3 separate regions of the Mus musculus genome follow, and regions 1 and 2 are each linked to region 3. A link is a contact called in ENCODE POLR2A ChIA-PET data. All regions are on one chromosome and are shown on one strand. Each heading gives the region's core, a stretch centred on a gene start or an enhancer-like site at or near the end of the contact. The rest is flanking DNA. Distances are from core to core; before and after follow the strand shown. Region 1 holds the start of C920021L13Rik (RIKEN cDNA C920021L13 gene). Region 2 has its middle 8.7 kb from the start of Gm15441. Region 3 holds the start of H2ac21 (H2A clustered histone 21).

The links. ChIA-PET counts read pairs that join two places held with the same protein, here RNA polymerase II (POLR2A).
Region 1: POLR2A ChIA-PET joins it to region 3 with 17 read pairs in Patski. The contact joins the promoter of C920021L13Rik here to the promoter of H2ac21 in region 3. POLR2A ChIA-PET finds 5 or more read pairs at or near these places in 2 of 5 experiments (Patski and embryonic stem cell).
Region 2: POLR2A ChIA-PET joins it to region 3 with 12 read pairs in Patski. The contact joins the enhancer-like site here to the promoter of H2ac21 in region 3. POLR2A ChIA-PET finds 5 or more read pairs at or near these places in 2 of 5 experiments (Patski and embryonic stem cell).

The regions. Positions count from the first base shown.
Region 1 is chr3:95,870,167-95,872,866 of GRCm38, forward strand. It overlaps C920021L13Rik (RIKEN cDNA C920021L13 gene), which reads left to right and starts at 1,356. Exons shown (of 4, transcript NR_040446.1): 1 at 1,356-1,519. Mrps21 (mitochondrial ribosomal protein S21) reads right to left here and starts at 1,348. Exons shown (of 3, transcript NM_001355759.1): 1 at 1,287-1,348; 2 at 328-449. The coding sequence starts at 410.
Region 2 is chr3:96,574,081-96,576,919 of GRCm38, forward strand. No RefSeq gene overlaps it. Among named protein-coding and RNA genes, the nearest start is that of Gm15441, 8.7 kb to the left of the region's middle. Within about 2 kb of position 1,576, at least 1 of the 3 ENCODE cell types and tissues checked has a DNase peak (open chromatin) inside an H3K27ac peak, as active enhancers do.
Region 3 is chr3:96,218,609-96,221,404 of GRCm38, forward strand. It overlaps H2ac21 (H2A clustered histone 21), which reads left to right and starts at 1,277. Exons shown (of 1, transcript NM_178213.5): 1 at 1,277-1,746. The coding sequence starts at 1,308. The coding sequence ends at 1,700. H2ac20 (H2A clustered histone 20) reads right to left here and starts at 2,272. Exons shown (of 1, transcript NM_175662.2): 1 at 1,805-2,272. The coding sequence starts at 2,236. The coding sequence ends at 1,847. H2bc21 (H2B clustered histone 21) reads left to right here and starts at 2,464. Exons shown (of 1, transcript NM_178214.4): 1 at 2,464-2,796. The coding sequence starts at 2,558.

The sequences.
Region 1 (2,700 bases), core at 106-2,605, 350 kb before region 3:
ACTGGCTGCTCTTCCAGAGGCCTTGAGTTCAATTCCCAGCTACCACATGGTGACTCACAACCATCTGTACTGAGATCTGGTGCCCTCTTCTGATATGCAGGCATACATGCAGGTAGAACACTGTATGCACAATAAATAAATTTAAAAGAAGAAGAGGAGGAAGAAGAAAGAGGAGGAGGAGGAGGAAAAAAGGAGGAGGTGGAGGTGGTGGTATTCAGAGCCTACACAGAGCTGGCACCAGTGGTAGGCTTTATGAGGTGGTAGGCTGGGTGCAGGATCACCTCACATTTCCCACGGCTGGTCCAGGCAAGACTCGACTCATTTTACCTGTTCAGGGTCCGGTAGGCACCTTCCACGTTCCCCTCCTGAACCATCACTGTCCTGGCAATGAACTTCAGATGTTTAGCCATGGCCTCGTATTTAAATCTTCATTCTTCCGGGACTACAGACTGGACATCGAGCATGGAAACCAGAGACTCAATGTAAGAGAACAAAGCCCAACAGAGTCACAACTTACCATAGGTAGTTTTTATTTAATTTAGCAACAGAACCAGCTTGAGATCCACAGAACTGGGCTGGAGGAATTCTCCATATCTTAGTAAGTACAAGTAAGTCTGGAGAGATGGCTCAGTAGTTAAGAGGATCCAAGTTCGATTCCCAGTACCCACAGGGTGGCTCACAACACATACAGTCCCAGGGAATCCAACACCCTCTTCTGACCTCTGTGATGCACAGACATACATGCAAGTAAAACACTCACACACATAAAATATAAATAACTTTTTTTTTTAATGAAAAAGTACAAGCAAATTGTTAGCAACATTTCTTTCACTACGCAGTGATATGGCTTAGCAGGTAAAGGCGCTTGCCACCAAGCCTGATGACCCGAGTTAGAGCCCTGGATCCTTACGGTGGAAAGAGAGGACAGACTCCTGCAAGCTGTCCTGACTTTCGCCCCTCCCAACCCCCCGGTCACACCAAGAAATAATTAAAAGATAATTGCCGGGCAGTGGTGGCCCACGCCTTTTATCCCAGCACTTGAGAGGCAGAGGCAGGCGGAACTCTTGAGTTCGAGGCCAGCCTCGTCTACAGAGCCAGTTTCAGGGCAGCCAGGGCTACATAAAAACACTCTCGAAAAAGCAAAGCAAAGCAAACCAAAAAATAGGTTTCCGCTGAGAGTTAGAAAGAACTCTTCGTCCGCCTCTAGGCACCACGCGAAATCTTGCCCTCCCGCCATACTCGCTTTGCAGCTCAGTGAACCCCCCCACACCCCTCGAGCTCCCTACCTGGGGCCTCTGAATTCGGACTCCGGGTCTCTGCGGACCGGAAGCGGAAGCTACGGAGTCCCGCGACGGGAGGAAGCTACGCTGCAGGGCTCAGCCGACTGCAGCTCCGCTTACCGTCTGACCTTGCGAAGGTTCGGTGCTGAGCGCAGGCGCTGGACTTTCCGCCTGACAGTCAAAGGAACAGCGTCCTCACCTTCCTATGGAGGAGTCGCGGTCGTCGGGTCTGCGAGAAGGTCAGCCCGATCCGTAGCTCTAATCCTGTTAAACTTTTACTAGATTTGAGCGATTTCGTTTTCTGGATGGGAAATGGGAAGCGTCCTGAGAATATTTTCTATTTAAAAAGGACAGATCTGCTCACCGGGTGAAAAAAATGGCTCCACACCCCCTAATCTGCCTAAAAGTTAAGAAAAGAAATTACATACTGTGAGTTTCCCATTGCATCAGCTACCTAAGCCATTTCATTAAATAAAGTAGAATCAAAAAGAAACAAATGGGAAACGCCTGCAGAATTTTAAATCAAAATATTGTTGTTTTAATGCCAACTTTGCCATTTGTTGCCTTGTAAGATCTAGTAGAATTTTTTTTTCTTCCATACGTCTGGACAACCCTATGTGTATGTTATCCCCACATCTCCATATATGGTTATTTACATGGGTTTAGAAGTATCCATATACAGAAAAACCTACCCACAACACACACAGATGCACCCTCATCTGTTACTTCTTTAAGGGATTTGCTTTTATTTTGTGTGTGTGTACGTGTGCCTGCGTGTATGTATGTGCACCGTGTGCGTGCGTGCGTGCAGGAGCTCAAGAAGGATTGGAGAGGTGTTGGGGCCCTGGAACTGGAGTTAATAGGAGGCTCTGAGCTGCCATGTGGGTACTGGGAACAGAACCTGGGTTCTCTGCAAGAGCAATTAATTTTCTTAACCACCGGGCCATCTGGCCAGGTCATTATCAGTTAATAGGTATTCACACAAAATTTAAGCCTGCCTCGTAGTAAGCCAAATCCAAAGTCCCAAACTGAAGCTAGACACCTTTGTGCTTGTCAGCAAACCTAATTGAATGACTGTCCTCTGCTAAGCACTGCTGATACTATTCCAGTGTCTCTTGTACAACTGACAGTATGTAGACACAATTTTAGGCCCAGTCGCATATAATAAGTGCAAAATTAATTCTATGGACAGTACGTAATCCGTTAGAAAGGAGTTCTAGCTTCAGATTCTAAGCATCAGCAGACGTATGACTTTGAACAAGTTACTCAGACTAGGGGTCTGCACTTTTTGTCTAAATAAAAATATTGGAATACTACCATGTTTATTTGTTGATATTATACGGCTCTCTTGGGCTATAGTGGTAGACTTGGGTAGAAGAAATGGAGATCTGTGACCTACAAATACTTATAATCTAGATCT
Region 2 (2,839 bases), core at 326-2,825, 360 kb after region 3:
CACCTCTGGCCAGACGTGTTTAAGGACAGATAGGAAGGACCTGTATCTGCAGCCGCTTCTTTGGTCTGAAATCTCTGTGGTGTCCTTGATGTGACTCCGGACTCGCAGGTCGTAACCTTGAACTCTCGGTTATAAGGTTTTCCTGCTTTCTTACTAGTTGTGGGAGTTGCTGGTCCCCAGCTACCCTGGCTGCAAAGGTTCTTGGAAACAACTGGCGATGTGCCTGAGGTATCTTTAGCTTGCCTGGCCGAAAATAAGGTGAGAAGATCAAGGAGATCGAATGACAGCTTGGCCAAACGGGCATGTCCCGCCATTTGTAGGACAAAGGTTGGAGTGACCACTGGGGATCAGTTGTGCTGTCTCAAAGACAAAATGTCATACAAATCAAGTCAGATGTGAACTCTGCCCTGCCTGGACTCCTGCTTTTACTGGCAGGTGACCTTGTTGGACCAAGCAAACGTCTGGAGTCCCGGTTCCATTTGTACCTTTACAAGTGAGTCTACACCAACCCTACTGTGGAGTAGGGGGTCTCAGGAGACAGCTCATGTATCAGATTCGTGTACCAGACATGAGACTGAGGCATGGGGGGGTCATGACACAACATTCCAAGGGTACAAGACTATGGAGTAAAGACACCAAAGCCCTGGGGTGATATTTTGCCTATCTGAGATGACAATTGTTCCCCTTGACTTAGCTTCTTCATTTCTTTTTTCTTTCTTTCTTTCTTTTTTTTTTTTTTTTTTTTTTTTTTTTTTTTTTTTGGTTTTTCAAGACAGGGTTTCTCTGTATAGCCCTGGCTGTCCTGGAACTCACTCTGTAGACCCACTTCATGCCCAGCTTCTTTTTCTTTTATTTCCATTGAGACAGTGTCTCCTGTGCCCCAGCTTGGACTCAAATTTTCCATAGAACCAAGGGTTAGAGGCATACGCTTTTATGCTCAGTTCTGTAGTGTTAGGGATAAAGTCTAGGACTTTGTGTATGCTGGGCAAGTGCTCTGACTACTGAGCTACACCCCCAGTTCACACCCTGCTTTATTCTCTACCAGCCCACACCCTTCTTTACTTTCAAAGTTCAAACAACCATAAAAGTAAGTTGCAGAAACCAACTACCTTTCCCTTACCAAACCGCGGTGCCTAATCGCTCCATCCACCTGCCTTCTGGCCTTCAGTTTTCTTTGTTCTCCACTCTCAACCTAAATTTGCTGCATCCAGATCTCTATTTGGTCCTCTCTTAAACCACATGAGTCCTTGCACCTGTTCACCGACTCCCCATTTCACGGGTCCTACCTAAGGAGGTGAGGCCTGGGAGGGTAGGTGTGGAACATGGGTTAGGTTTTCCTGCTGTAAAATCTAGTCTGCAGTCCAGGCATTGGAGCAATTTAGACAATAAGAACTGTTCCTAATGGGTATTATGTACCTGGGTGGCAAACACTGACTAGGTCTATGTAAATTAGTAGGCCAGGCCTCAACTGCTGTGCTGCCTGCCTCTCCAGGAAGAGCGGCTTTGACCCTGTCTGCTGGACCCAGGCTCCAGCCTCTGCCTGTTTGGGAGTGCTTGTGGGAAGTTGGGGAAAGGTCAGTGGACATGGTTTAGCTATTGCCTGGAACCAATTAGGAATTTGGGGAAGCTGCTGTGTCTCGTGTCACTGGCTTTGTCCAACAAGGTCACCTGCCAGGGAAGGCAGGAGTCCAGGCAGGGCAGAGTCCAAGAATGACTTGATATTTATGACACTTTGTCTTTGAGGTAGCATGACTGATCCCAAGTGGTCATTCCAACCTTTGTCCTCCTTTCTCCTGCGCCAGGGGAAAGGCAACGTGAAGGGACGGAACTGTGGAAAGATGGGTGGGGACTAGTGTCCTGCCCTCCTTTACCACCTTTAGTTCGGGATCTTTGGTCCCACCACCAAGTTCCCAGGGATGTGAGTTGGCTCATTCGGTGCTTGCCTCCAAGCCTTGCATGTGAGCCCCCAGACCCATATGGCAGCAGGAGAGTACTGACTCCAGCAGGCTGTCCTCTGGGCTCCCCACACACGCCATTTTGTACACCCTTGGCCAAATAAATGAAATGTTAAAAAAAAAAAAAAAAAAAAAAGAGGAGCATCAGGTGGGCTAGCCTGTGGCAGTGTCTCTCAACATAGACCTGGACTTAAGTAATGAGGGTTAGGATGGTGTCTCCCCTCCACTGTGTGTGCACGGGACAACGTAGGAAAAGACAACAGGTAAACAAAACAGAACCAAACCGTTCAGGATCTTTGTTTTCGGCTGTTTCCTCCCTAGCTACAGTCGCTGGCTGTAGAACTGTGGGAAACCCCAGGGACAAGTCTCCTGGCCCCGCCCTTCCCTCACCTCGGAGAGCTAGAAAAGGAAACACATCAATCACCACAAATTGCTCAATAACTCTGGAATGTTCGCTTCTATTCCTGTTCCCGGCTCTGCTTTCTTGGCTGGGCTTCTATCCCAACACTTGCTACCACATTTAAACGAGGCCTTGAAGGCGCTTCTCCTCCATGGAGTCTAAGCCCCTCTTTGCCCTGTACAATGGGGTCAGAAATACCTGACCTTGGATTTCGGTTCTCTAACCCACGATGCTGTAGGAAATTCGGTCGGCCTGTCTAAAAGCGATTGGGAAGCTTATTGGACGCTTCTCACACAGTCCATCCTTAGACTATGAAATGCTCAGTGGGGCCTCCCGTGGTAGCACGGCAGATGTCTCTGCAGGTCTCCTTACTCTGTTTCTATACTGGACACGCAACTTACTCGTGGCTGTGGCATGGCAAGTGCATGCAACCAATCAGCTCGAGGAAGCCTTCCTTAGAAGCCAATCAGAGGCCAGGGAAGTG
Region 3 (2,796 bases), core at 27-2,526:
TACCCACAAAACAGAAAATTACATCCACTTTGTAGATGGCCTATAGCACAGGGTGAATCACACTTGGGTTGAGCGATCTCTGTCCCGTTAGCCTTCTTCACAACTCAGATCACTGAGAAGAAAACCAGAGGTCAAGGCGAGGGGGTTCACTGACTCTTTAAGCAGAACCTCACAAGGTGCCAGGGATATGTGTACGAGATTTTCCTGTTATCTGGGTTTTGTTCTCAGCCCCAAATGCCTCAAAAGTTAATGTTGTTAGAACTTGCATAGCAGAATGGCTGTCTAATGCTAACAAAATACCCTGCAAACTTAAGAATAGTTTAGAATGTAACTGTAACTTCTAGAATTAGATACAGTTCCCTTAACAGGCTCCCTCACCGTTCACCCCCCACCGTCTTATCTTGGTACCTGAAAGTTTTTGGGTGCAATTCTTGGGATAGGGCAAAGGAATGCAGAGCTCATGTTTCAGATGCTAATATGATGCTTGTTGAGACAAACGAGTTAAACATTTAGTAAACGCCTGATACCGGAGTCTGAGCTTGTGAAGCGAATCTGAATTAGCTGGAAGCTTGTAAGCCTCGCCAGAGGGAAGAGCTGGGGATAGGACAGTTCAGCTGAACTCGCGGATTTTTTAGTGGGGAGAGAACCGGAGCAGGGTAAAGAAAACCCCAGATCAAACGAGGACATCTTAAAAGCTAGAGGGAAAAGGTGGTGGCAGACACCTCCTAGAGGTCAAAGACGATGGATACAATGTCATCTAGCCCTTGGTCAAACGACCCAGGGGCAAAGATGGGGAGCCACTGTCAAGGGTAAGGAAGCGAAGCAACTTTCCTAATTCCTTTACGGAGCCTGCTTGTGTGAGACATGGAGAGTAATTTAAAGCTCCGGGGTGGGGGTGGGGACAGAGCAAAATCCCATACTTCAAGGGGAGTGTTTCGAGTTTTGTGCTCTTGGTTGTTTGTTTAGATTTTTCAGCTCTAAACTGGGCAAACAAAACAAACCTCTATAAATTACCACAATAAACAGCTCCGCGAAATTCTTCTGCCCTTAAAATCCTACGATGTAAGTGAGGGCCTTTAAATGTGGCTCTCATCGATTGGTAAATTCCTTTTTCAAAAAATTCGTCATTTCCTGTACTGCAGGATGTAAACCACCGAGTCTAGCTTCTGCTTTCCCATTGGCTGTTGGAGACAGCTCCATTTTAAGCCAATCAAGCTACTTTTCCTTCACCCCTCCCGATAGATCTTATAAATTCACCTTTCCATATCCTTCCCTTGGAAAAAGCAGCAGAAATTGCTTATTCCGCCATGTCTGGCCGTGGCAAACAAGGAGGCAAGGCCCGCGCCAAGGCGAAGTCGCGGTCGTCCCGCGCCGGGCTGCAGTTCCCGGTGGGGCGTGTGCACCGGCTGCTGCGCAAGGGCAACTACGCGGAGCGCGTGGGCGCCGGCGCGCCGGTGTACATGGCGGCGGTGCTGGAGTACCTAACGGCCGAGATCCTGGAGCTGGCGGGCAACGCGGCCCGCGACAACAAGAAGACGCGCATCATCCCGCGCCATCTGCAACTAGCTGTGAGGAACGATGAGGAGCTCAACAAGTTACTAGGGGGAGTCACCATCGCCCAGGGCGGGGTCCTCCCCAATATTCAGGCTGTCTTACTTCCGAAGAAAACGGAAAGTCATAAGCCTGGAAAGAACAAATAACTATTATCCCTTTCCACACAAAAAGGCTCTTTTAAGAGCCACCAAAGTGTCATCCAAAGGGCTGGTCACAAACTGGCGCGTTAGCTAGCTCCTTTGTAAAAGATTTGGTGGCTCTAAAAAGAGCCTTTTTGGATTCGTGTTGAGTTTCACTTGCTCTTAGCCTTGTGGCTCTCGGTCTTCTTGGGCAGCAGCACGGCCTGGATGTTGGGCAGGACGCCGCCCTGTGCGATCGTCACTTTGCCCAGCAGCTTGTTGAGCTCCTCGTCGTTGCGGATGGCCAGCTGCAGATGGCGCGGGATGATGCGCGTCTTCTTGTTGTCGCGGGCCGCGTTGCCCGCCAGCTCCAGGATCTCGGCCGTTAGGTACTCCAGCACCGCCGCCATGTATACCGGCGCGCCGGCGCCCACGCGCTCCGCGTAGTTGCCCTTGCGCAGCAGCCGGTGCACACGCCCCACCGGGAACTGTAGCCCGGCCCGGGAAGACCGCGACTTGGCCTTGGCGCGGGCCTTGCCTCCCTGTTTGCCACGGCCAGACATAACTTAGAGTATAATGTAGGACACACCGAGGTGACAACTTCTGTAAAGCTAGGTTGATTCGTCTCTAAGGCCTTTATAGGCGCTCCTAGGGGTGGGGTGAGGAGGGAGCTTTTCATTGGTGGTTATTTGGCCCCTGAGAAGTCCAATGAAATCTGAAATTTTAGGCTTGTACTGAAAACGCAAGTTTCGCGTATGGGCCAATGGAAATTAAAAGTACTTTGAGACCTAATTTGCATAAGGCGTTCATAAAGGGCTCAAGTCCTCCGGGTCCCTGGTTGATTTTCTACTTACTAGACTGTTTTCCACTGTTTGCTTTTAATCATGCCTGAACTGGCCAAATCTGCCCCGGCTCCCAAGAAGGGTTCCAAGAAGGCTGTCACCAAGGCGCAAAAGAAAGATGGCAAGAAGCGCAAGCGCAGCCGCAAGGAGAGCTACTCCATCTATGTGTACAAAGTGCTGAAGCAGGTGCACCCGGACACCGGCATCTCGTCCAAGGCCATGGGCATCATGAACTCGTTTGTCAATGACATCTTTGAGCGCATAGCAAACGAGGCTTCTCG